Linked DNA regions of Homo sapiens: region 1 is linked to region 2. Evidence: read pairs that join two places in POLR2A ChIA-PET (ENCODE). Cell type or tissue: MCF 10A. All regions are shown on one strand. Links, peaks and the distances in the headings refer to the core of each region. The heading gives the core; the rest is flanking DNA.

Region 1 (5,377 bases), core at 181-5,180, 340 kb after region 2:
CAAGGGCTGCAGCATGTCAGTCAAGATGGCAGGGACCTGAGACAGGAAGTCCCTCCCACTTAGTGCTCCCCCTGCCCCAATCACAGCCCAGCTATTCTCACCCCTGAGCACAGAAACTGGCCATGTGGATTTGCTCAAAGGGATTAGCATGTATTGCAGGCTTAGTATGTGCTAAACATTGCACCAAGAGTTATATGTGCATTCTCGTATTTAATGCTTGACTGTCCCCTCTTGGAAGCCTGTGGTTCCATCCAATCACTTTTGCCAGGGAATTGAGGATCTAGGGATATGTTGAGCACTTGAGTAGAGGTGATACTCAGGATTGGCACTCCACTTCTATCACTGATCTGATTCTCTGACTCGTCTGTCAAAAGAGAAGGGGTTATCCTAGCTCAGAGGTCTTCAGCCAGAGAACTGCATCCAAAATCTGTGGTCTAGATAATACCTAAGATAACGACCAGGTCAAATATTACATGACTGATTGAGGCCTATGGAAGGGAACATAGTACAGTGATTTAGAGCCCATGGTCAGAGGGCCCTGTGTGCATGCCTCCACCAGATCTTAGCTGTGCAATCTTGGGTAAATTACTGTACCTCTCTAAGCCTCACTTTTCTCATTATTAAAATGGGGATACAAATTCTACCCACTGCCTGGACTAAATGAGTTAATATTATACTTCCAAAGTGTTTGGCAATGCTTGGTATATTTTAAAAGTTCCTTAAATATTATCGAATAGTACTGCTAATATTCTTATGTGCTATTATTATTACTCCTCCTAGTGCTATCAGTCTCTGCTAGGCCCTCCAAGCTGATTGCTGTCATCACCTTCTGAAGTTTTCTGGGGCGTGTCCTCTCCCAGTTCTGCTCGGGAGCTTTCACATTGGCTCCCACGTCCCACTTCCATAACGGGACTCCACAACCGCCATGGAGTTCTCGCTTCTCCTGCCCTCCATGATCTTAACATCCCTGGAAAATAAAAAGCAACTCCCTGTCAATGTATGAAAATGAAAATTTTTTAAAAAGCAGCTCTTCCCCCAGAGGACGACTGGGGGTCTAAGCCATCTGTCAGATCTAAGACCCCCAGCTTGGCCTTTCTGTCCTTCGCCAACTAGGCTGGCCTCTTCACAGCCTCCAGGTCTCAGCCCAAGTACAGCCCCCTCAGAGGGGCCTTCCCAGACCGCCCAATCTGAGAAGTCCCAAGTCACAATCATGATTGCATGTTTTGTCTTGTCCACTAGCATTTACCTCTATCTCTCTATCTAAACCTATTTTGCTCACTTAGATCTTTTTTTTTTTTCTTGACTGACTTCCCTCCGTTAAAATGAGAGCAGGACCTTCCCCATCTCGTTCACTGTTATATCTCCCAGAGCCTGACACAGTGCTGGGCTCACAGGGGCGCTCCAAAGATACTGAGCAAATGAATCAACCCAATTCTAATCCAGCTTGGTCCCTTACAGTCTGTAAAATATTGGACAAGATACTTCATCTCCACAATGAAAATGTGGCTCTCTCATAGAGCGAGTGCCTGACATACTTCTCTCATAATTATGTATTTCTACATCTCTCTGACAAAAACCTTAGCCTGGCACCCTAGTTACCTAGCCCAGTACCCTAGTCACCTAACCCAATACCCCAGTCACCTAGCCTAGTACCCTAGTCACCTAGCCCACTACCTTCATCCCATAGGTGTGGCAGCTGAGGTCCAGAGAAAGGAAGTTACTTGCCTAAGGCTACCCAGCCAGTTTCTCTACTCATCTCATGAAATCGTTTCTCTTTACTCTTCATCTGAAAGCCTGGCCCTAGCTAAATTCATTAGCTTGAGTGCTCCTGCTCAGAAAGTGTTCTTTCAGCATGCGTATTTATGTGAGCCTTTCCTCCCATACAGAATGGCCTCTCAGCCTCATCCATGCCTGCCTATATAACCCTCACTTCCTATAGGAAGCCCCTTGACTTAACTCACACAGCTCTGGTTGCTCTTTTTTGTTAGTTCCTCTGGCATATATGCATCCCATTTCCAGCATAGGCAGAGTCCATTTGAACTCGCTTGCCCTTTGCTAATTGTGTGTTCATCCCTTTTCCCGAGACTGGGCTGCAGCCACACTTGTCTGGAAACTCATCAAAAGGAGGGCTTCCTTTCCTATTATACTAGTCTCCATGACAGTCCCCAGAGGAGGTGTTAACTTCCTGGTCAAGCCAGCTGGATGCGGCAGGTTCCAGGTAGAAGATCAACTCAAAAAGGTAACTCACAGAGGCCAGAAGGAGGCAGCCACAAGGATTAGGTTTGGATTTCACTTCTTTTTTTTTTTTTTTTTTTTTTTTTTGAGACAGAGTCTTGCTCTGTCGCCCAGGCTAGAGTGCAGTGGCGCAATCTCAGCTCACTGCAACCTCCGCCCCCTGGGTTCAAGCGATTCTTCTGCCTCAGCCTCTCAAGTAGCTGGGATTACAGGTGCCCGCCACCATGCCCAGCTAATTTTTGTATTTTTAGTAAAGACGGGGTTTCACCATCTTGGCCAGGCTGGTCTCGAACTCCTAACCTTGTGATCCACTCGCCTTGGCCTCCCAAAGTGCTGGGATTACAGGCATGAGCCATCGCGCCCGGCAGATTTCTTCATCACGGGATGAAGTCATCACAGAAGTCATCACAGGATGACTTCTGCCTACCTGTGAAATTGGGCATCCTGGAGGATCTCTTCAAAACAGGAGAAAATAATTAAGGAGAAAAACGGGGTGGAGGGACAAGCACTATGATCTGGGCAAGATTTTAATGGGCAGGGAAATGACTTAGGAAAGTCTCCCAATTCCCCAGATTAGCTATTCTAAATCATTGGCCTACCATGTTAGGACTTAAATCGGTTTTTACACAGCAGCATGAAAACAGATGTACAAATTTATCATGTTTTGAGCTTAGGACTTGATCATTCTTTACCAAAGATCCCTAAAAATCCCAGATGCGTTTAATCTGCTCCTCTTGGAATCTGTGCCACAGAGGTGGGCAAAGCAGGCAAAGTATAGAAAGGCACAGGCTTCAGGAAGCCCCCGGGAAGGCCCAGCGAGTGTTAAATGACTGAGCTGCCATCATCCACTGGCTTCCACAACTGCTGGAGCTCTTGGCTGGTCTTCTCCCAGATGCAGAGACAGCTGAAGCAGCTGGAGATTCATCTAAGGCCCCATGAATTACAGCCCTGGCCTGAGTTCATTCTTCATTACTCAGAGGAAATATTTAACTCTGTTTTTTCCCTCTCAGCCACCCACTCTGTTTTTGACTCTGGGGCTAAGCGTTTAAGTAGAAGTCTCTCTGGTGCTAACTCCTGTATTTGTTCTCTTGGATGCTAGGAAATTAGAGCAAAGGGTCTTGATGTGGCTTGGACAAACTCAACAAACAATAGTTCCAGGCTGCCTCCTTTCACCCTGAATCCCCCTTAGACAGTCTTAAATAACAGCTACCCCCCTGAAATCTAGGGCTCCCTGATTCAATCATTTATTTTATAGATTTACACACACGCCCCAGGACAAATTACTTTGGAGCTCTTGGCTATTCTGCGTATAGCTGCACCTTTAGCTTTTAGGCTGGTTGAAGGAGAATGCCTAAAATAGAGATGAGATGGATGCTAAATCCTCAACTCCTATCTAGGGATTTAGAAAGCAATTAGTTTTTCCTGCCAAAAAGCTTCTATCTCCTCTACTCTTCCCAGTATGCCCCTTTTCCCACCGTCAACAAAGAGTAGCTTCAAGATTGAGCTTGACCTTGAGCCTCAGGCCTCCACCCCATCTCTAGCAAAGGACCACCTCCGGGCTCCTGCAACCCAGATGAGGTCCCAACACAAAATTGATTGCTCTCCCAGGTAGCATGGTTTCTTCCATTAGCTCATCCTCCCTCCTAATAAAAATACTTGACATATACAAAATACCATATGACTTGTAAATAAGTTGATATATATTATCATTCCATCCTTACAAAAATACTCAGGGAGGGGAGCGATGGGACAGGAGTTATTAACATCTCCTTTTTGAGTAAGAAGAACTAAGACTCAGAGTTTAAGTGACTCAACAAAGATCACCTTATCCCTGAGCAGCAGATGTATAACTGAAACACTCCTCTCCTGTTAAATTCCAGCCCTGGGGACTCCTCTGACCTCAGCTGCCTTTCTTCTGGTAAGACCATCCTATTTCCATTTTTCATTTTCCCATTCTGACTCATACCATGGGTGTACCCCAGTATCATACACTTCCAGCCACACTCAGCTCTCCCCCGTCTTCCTCCCCTACACATACTCCTTCTCACACTCCTTGAACACATGCTCACAAGCTAGTTGAAATAGAATTCATGAGAATCCAATGAGTTGCCTTTAAGCTGAGCCTACTCTGGGTCAACAATTAGCTTAATGGCCCTAAAGTGACTTGGCCCACTGTCTTTGGAGCTTCAACAAGAAGCCACGGAAAACACCCATGGAGTATTTTTCCCACTGCGTTCATTTTTACTTTGCTGCCTGTGCACTATGGCATGGATAGGGTTTGGATCTCTGTCCCCACCCAAATCTCATGTCAAATGGTAATTCCCAGTGTTGCAGGTGGGGCCTGGTGGGAGGTGATTGAATCACGGGGGCGGGTTTCCCACTTGGGCTGATCTTGTGACAGTGAGTGAGTTCCTGTGAGAGCTGCCTGTTTGAAAGTGCCTGGCACCTCCCGCTTCTCTGTCCCTTGCTCCTGCTCTGGCCACATGATGTATGTGCTTCCCTTTCACATTCCACCATGAGTGTAAGTTTTCTGAGGCCTCCCCAGAAGCAGAGCAGATGCCAGCATCATACTTCCTGTATATTCTGTGGGACCGTGAGCCAATTAAACCTCTTTTTCTTTATAAATTACCCAGTCTCAGGTATTTCTTTACAGCAATGAGAGAACAGACTAATACAGACACTAAAGGAACTCAGCTCACTGGATATTAACATAGATCACGTGGGCTCTAATGCAGCAATCCTTAACCATCCGGATCCTTGGAGAATGCCACAAACACTGTGAAACCTCCTCCCTGACAAACACCCAGGCACATGCACACGCAAAATTCTGCCCACAATTTTGGGAGATTTGCAGCCTCTCAGAAGTTCATTCTTTAACTCCCAGAGGCTTAGAAAGACCTGCCCATGCCCAAAGAGGAGGAAAAGTTTCTTCTCTCACTGGGAGTAAGTTGTGAAAACACTTGAAAATCAAAAAGACCATGCCAGGACCTGAGCCTAACATACCAGCCCTTGTATGACTGAGAGGTCAAGAGCAAGGATCAGTCTAACTCACTGCCAGAATTGCAGGTCAGCAAGCCAGGGCCCAGTCCCGGCCCTATTTGAGGTTGCTTTATTTTGGGGTGCTAGTTAAATGCTTCCTGGA
Region 2 (5,377 bases), core at 225-5,224:
AACTGGAAGAAGGCAATTGTGACATGGCAGGAACAAACTGAGAGAATATTTATATTTTGAAGTAGATGGATCCAAACAAAGAAATGTGAATAAGATCAAGGAGTTTGGCTAGGGGTCTGAGAGACACTGTCAGACCAACCTGCATTTGAAATGGGCCAGTGTCTGAGTCATGACAACATAAAGGTAAAGGTGCCCTGAATGTGCCCCTAGTCCCTGGGTCTGCTCTCGTCACCTCTTGTCACTTCAGGAAGCAACAGCCAGGAGTGAAACATGTAACCTGAGGTGGGAGGAAGGAATTTTTCAGAAGCTCTTCCTGGACAAGGTGAGTCCTCATGAACTGATCCTGACCCCTATGAACCCATACCCTATGAGCTCAACCTCCTAGATGAGGAGCGTTCCACGAATAAGACCCATATGTTAAGATCCTGGAGCCTGAGGGATCAGGTGGCCTGATGGGGCAGACAGTTCTAAGTTGCCTCCTGTTTTGGCCAATCTTCTGGGAAGCATAGGTACCTGGAAGGGTTTATTGAGATCTGAAGAAGAAGGCATCAATGTCCAGGAGAGCCTTACTTTCATCATGGGTAGCCCAAACAGTCAGCCCTCAAAATAACTTCTAAAACAACCAGACTATTCAGATAAGATGACTGATTGCTCTTGCCACCTAACCTCTGAGGTCCTGGTTGAATAGTCCGTCGTTTCCTACCAGGAGGCCCTGGGAGGTCCAAAGACATTTTCCCCCTGGCACTGGCGACCTATACCTGGTTTCTATGGAGGCTCTGGAGACCCTGATGGGCAGTTGATCCACATCTTCTGGGTCCCCCAATCCCTCCAGTGAAAGATGACCCCTTCTGGGATAGCCCAGGTGACCCCATGCAGGGTGGCCTAATATTGAGGGGAGAGTCAAGAACCAATTCCTGGATCATACCATAAAGCCTGTGGTGGCCAAAAAGAAAATGAACCTTTCCCACCTCCTCCACTCTGAGGGGCCAGAGGAAGTCTCTCTGGAGTAGGACCCCTAAATGGATGAAGAAATTCTGGTGGGATCATTGTTAGAGTTGGTGGGCATCATCACCAATAAGCATCTCTTTCATGAAAGTACTGGTGGTGGCATAAGTGGGGGCAGTGAAGATTTTTCATGAAGGTCCTGGACATGGGGGATGCTGTGACCCCAAGCCTCATGATGTCCCTGGTCACTGAGGCCATGACCATCAAGGTCTGCCCTCTCGTGAGCACTCTGGCCATGATGGCCCTGGGCCACTGAGGTCAAGATGGAAGCTACAGCCATGAAGGAGACAGATCAACCTGCTCTGTTTGCTGACATTTGATGATAAAGGGCAATGCCACTATGAGAACAATTACGTCTTTTACCACCTGAGTGTCAAAGTCCCTCTTGCCCTAGGGTCCACCGGCCTGCCCTGCCCTCATATTCATGGAAAACTGCAATCTTGCTACTTCTGCCCTATCATGACTTCTGTGAGGTCCATTTTTCTCTTTCCCCAACTGATAAGGAGCTATCCCCCTCACTTCCCACCTGCATGGGTTCCTGGGGGTTTTCTGACCATTGGTGTGCACTGATGTGCATATTTTCCTTCTATCTGGGGAGGAGAGAGACCGGACACATTCTGCATCCCTGGACTGCTGAAGGGGAGACTCTTTTTGAGGAGATTCATCCTGCACCTCAGTCTCCTGTCCAAAATTACCGTTTATGCATGCGAACCTAAAACTGGTTACCTTGGAAAACACACACACATGGATGGGGGTGCACACACACACACACACACACACACACACACAAACTTTGCTCTGCATAAAACAATCTTAAGAAACTAAAAAGACAAGTTATACACTGGGACAAAATATTTGCAAATCACTTATGCAAGAAAGGCTCGTATCCAGAATATGTAAAAAGCTTCAACAATAAGAAAATCAACAATCTAATTGAAAATGGCAAAGTATTTGAATAGACGTTTTTCCAGAGGATATAAAGCTGGCAAATAAGCATTCAAAAGGAAGTTCAATGTCATTAGCCATTAGGGAAATGCAATTAAAAGCACAATGAGAAATCACTACACAACTATTAGAATTGCTAAGAAAAAAAATGAGAATACCAAGTGCTGACGAGAATGTGCAGCAACAATGCTGATGGGAATGCAAAATGGTTCAGACACTCTGGAAAATAGTTTGGCTATTTCTTATAAAATCAAACATACACTTATCAGGTGACTCAGCAGCAATTCCACTCCTGGGTACCTACCTGAGAGCAGAGAATTGCAGCTGGAAGTAATTTTGTCTCCCAGGGCTATGTCTGGAAATATTTTTCTTTGTCACAAATGGGGAAGCATCTAATGTTGGTGCTAAACATTCCACAATGCACAGGACAAATCCCACACCCCTGCCAACAAATAATCATCCTGCCCAAAATATCAGTGGTGCTAAGGTTGAGAAATACTTCACCACACACAAAAAAATGTGTGAACACAAATACTCATACATAATGTTTATAGCAGCTGTATTCAGAATTGCCAAAAACTGCAATTAACCCTAATGTCCTTCAACATGTAAATGAAAGAGCAAACTGTAGCATGATACCATGAAATATTACCCAGATATAAGAAGGAACAAGCTATATTGATACACACAACAATTCAAATGAACCTCAAAGACATGCTGAGTGAAAGAAGCTGGTCTTCAAAGGATATATACTGTATGATTCCATTTCTATGATATTCTCAATGCTTTTAATAGCCTCTAGTAGAACATTCTGCTCTAACATCACTCACAGTACAAAATCTGGTGAAGGAATTTGCCCCCAGATCTGGGTAATGGGCGGTGATTGGATTTTTTGTTTGTTTGTGATTTTAAAGGTTTTTGTTGTTTTTATTTTCTTCCTTTGTGTTTTTCCACCTCTGTATATAGTGGGCAGCCGGCTCTGTAACATTTTCAAAACAGTCACAGTGCAGGAGATCCAGGGAGAAGGTAAAAGTGTAATTCCTCCAATGCCCTGGCCGCTGGCACCAGTTCTGCCTCAATGATCTTGGGTGCTCATGCTGCATGCTCGCAGCAGCTATGGGTGTCAATGGGAGAAAACCCGGCCTCAGGAGACAGAAGGCTGGGCATTACCTCTCTGTGCCACCTAGAAAGCTGTGCTCATGGGAAAGGAATGTGGCAGCCTGCCCTCTGAGGAAATGTCCGCCCAAACATTTTCATGCAGGTCATTCAATATATTGCATGGGATTTGCTGAGTATGTCTAAGAAAAACATCTACATTTTCCTGGAAGGCATTAAAATTCTCTCATTTGAAATGTAATCATTTGAGAATCTTGAGGGACTCTGATGATGTGTTATAAGACAGGCTGCAGAATCCAGGGCACAAATCGTAGTAAAAGGCCGAGCCTGGACTCTGGGAAAAGTTTTGTGTGAGGAGAGTCTCTGAACTCCAGGATGGCTGAAACATCTCCAGGAGAGCTGCTCCAGATTCCAAACAGACTTGGGCAGTGATGTCAGAAGCAACGGAACCGTGTCTTCAATAATAGGCTCCTGTGAATATTAATTGCAGCTGCCAATAAGTATTGCTGCTAGTTTAAATAAGAGCTTGGTTTTAATTCTTAAAAATTAAATAGACAAAAAAGTACTGAACCTCGTGAGCGACCTGACTTCATATAATCCCAGTTTCTTCTCTTGATCCTGATACATGTATGAGATTGGCTTCAGTCAGCTGAAGGGCTTTGAGCACAGGGAACACACAGCCCCAGGGCTATCAGGGGCCTGGAGTGACCTTTGAAGAGCTTGTCCTGTGTTTCTGGATTCAAAGACTGGGGCCTCCCTTCATGTGCAGAAGTCGAAATACCTGCCGCCTGTGATGGAAAGGCAAGGGGTGAAAAGGCTGAAGGACCCACTTGCATTTCGACCAGTGAGGCAGCATGACTAAGCTTTCCCTTTGGCTGAGGGGTAAGCACAGAAGATAGCAAAGCTTGGGTCAAATGAGGCAACCCTGGCAGAAAGGCTGAATGGGGTGCACTGCTGCCCCAGGTGAGAAAGAGCCAGCACTGGGATGTCTGCTACACAGACATCAGCAACCCCAAATATGGAGGGCAATGGCCAAGTAAGCCCTTGGCACTCACTACCTGGCCTCCAACCAGGAGGTCACAGCAGGAAGGTGGGGGCAGGGGCAAGGAGAGAAAGACAGCCCATCCTATTTCCTGCTGCAAGTTTCTGAGGCTGGGATTGAACTGTTGGGAAGGGGAGAAGCTTTGAAATGGGTGAGAATTGCATTTTGATTTAAGCTAAATAGAAAATAAGATCATCCCCAAACGTACCTAGGAAAGCAAAGGGAGCTGCCAGGACTTCTTCCAGACATGGAGAAAGAAGATTGCATAGAGAAGGTTTGAAGGGCAGTGGGGTAAACAGAAAATTAAGTTACTCCTACTGGAAACCTCATGCAGTGCTTCCCTAGCCCTGGGCCCGAGCAGGATGAGTTGAGGATGTGCTGAGATAGTAATTCCCTCAGCTCTCAACATAACTGTGTGGGGTCTGGAGAAGGCAGAGCCCCGGAAGTGAACATATCTGGATCTCTTTGGCCATAATACAATTATGACTTTCTACATATGCCATGGCCTGAACAATATTGGGAGCCTGGCCTATTGCTCTGTCAGCAAACTGGTTACAACTGGAAGCAAAAATTCATTGGGATTGCCTGAGGCAGAGACATTTCCTATCCATTGCCTCAGCAACCATAGAAGAAGTAAATAAATCACCTCTCTTGTCTAACCAAGTGCTTCCTAGCCGCAAGAAATGTGATTCTTTACTTGCAAATGGTGTCTTTTTCCATCTACTATATGTGGAAAATATAGTATATGCATAATGTGTTTGATTCTGCTAAACTGATGTCAGAATTCTGGAAGATCCTTAAAGCCTCTAGAGGAATGAGTCAACAAAGGGAATTTGAGGAAGGGGGAGTGCTAAAAACAGAAGCAGGAGAGGCTTGAACAGTTATTGGACAAAGGAGGTATCAATCATTTCTGTTAAGCAAATCAGCTCCCGGCAGATTAGCTCACAACAAATTAGGTCACAGGAAACAAGAACCCAATGGGTGGTCCTAATGGAAACTCAAGGTTTGAAAGGCAGTGATGTAAGACAAGCAACCCTAGAGAAAGAAGCGGCTGTCACAAAGGCCAGACCCAAATGCCATGTTAAGAGATGGATGAAGACTAGGAACTGTAGAGAAGGGTAGAACCAGTGTTAACTTCAGCTGATGTACATGCTTCTGCCAAATAAAACTGCACAGCAGTAAAACAGGCAGAGAAGAAAGAATCAACAGCAAAGGTAGAACTGGAACCATGGAAATCTCCAGGAGAGAGGTAAAGGGAGGGGCTAGCCT

Evidence for each region. ChIA-PET counts read pairs that join two places held together with the same protein. Peaks named below come from ENCODE experiments on the same cell type or tissue, not always from the same donor. Only the 100,000 strongest peaks of a DNase experiment are listed, where the experiment ranks them.
Region 1: POLR2A ChIA-PET joins it to region 2 with 5 read pairs; 3 of 35 experiments call an interaction of 5 or more read pairs at or near these places.

Annotation. Positions count from the first base shown.
Region 1 is chr11:130,440,710-130,446,086 of GRCh38, reverse strand. No RefSeq gene overlaps it. Among named protein-coding and RNA genes, the nearest start is that of ADAMTS15, 5.2 kb to the left of the region's middle. In MCF 10A, for the core only: no CTCF peak of the experiment used is centred there; no DNase peak of the experiment used is centred there.
Region 2 is chr11:130,785,241-130,790,617 of GRCh38, reverse strand. It overlaps LOC105369576 (a long non-coding RNA gene), which reads left to right and starts at 5,146. Exons shown (of 4, transcript XR_948197.4): 1 at 5,146-5,357. It also overlaps the pseudogene PPP1R10P1. In MCF 10A, for the core only: no CTCF peak of the experiment used is centred there; a DNase peak (open chromatin) is centred at 3,147.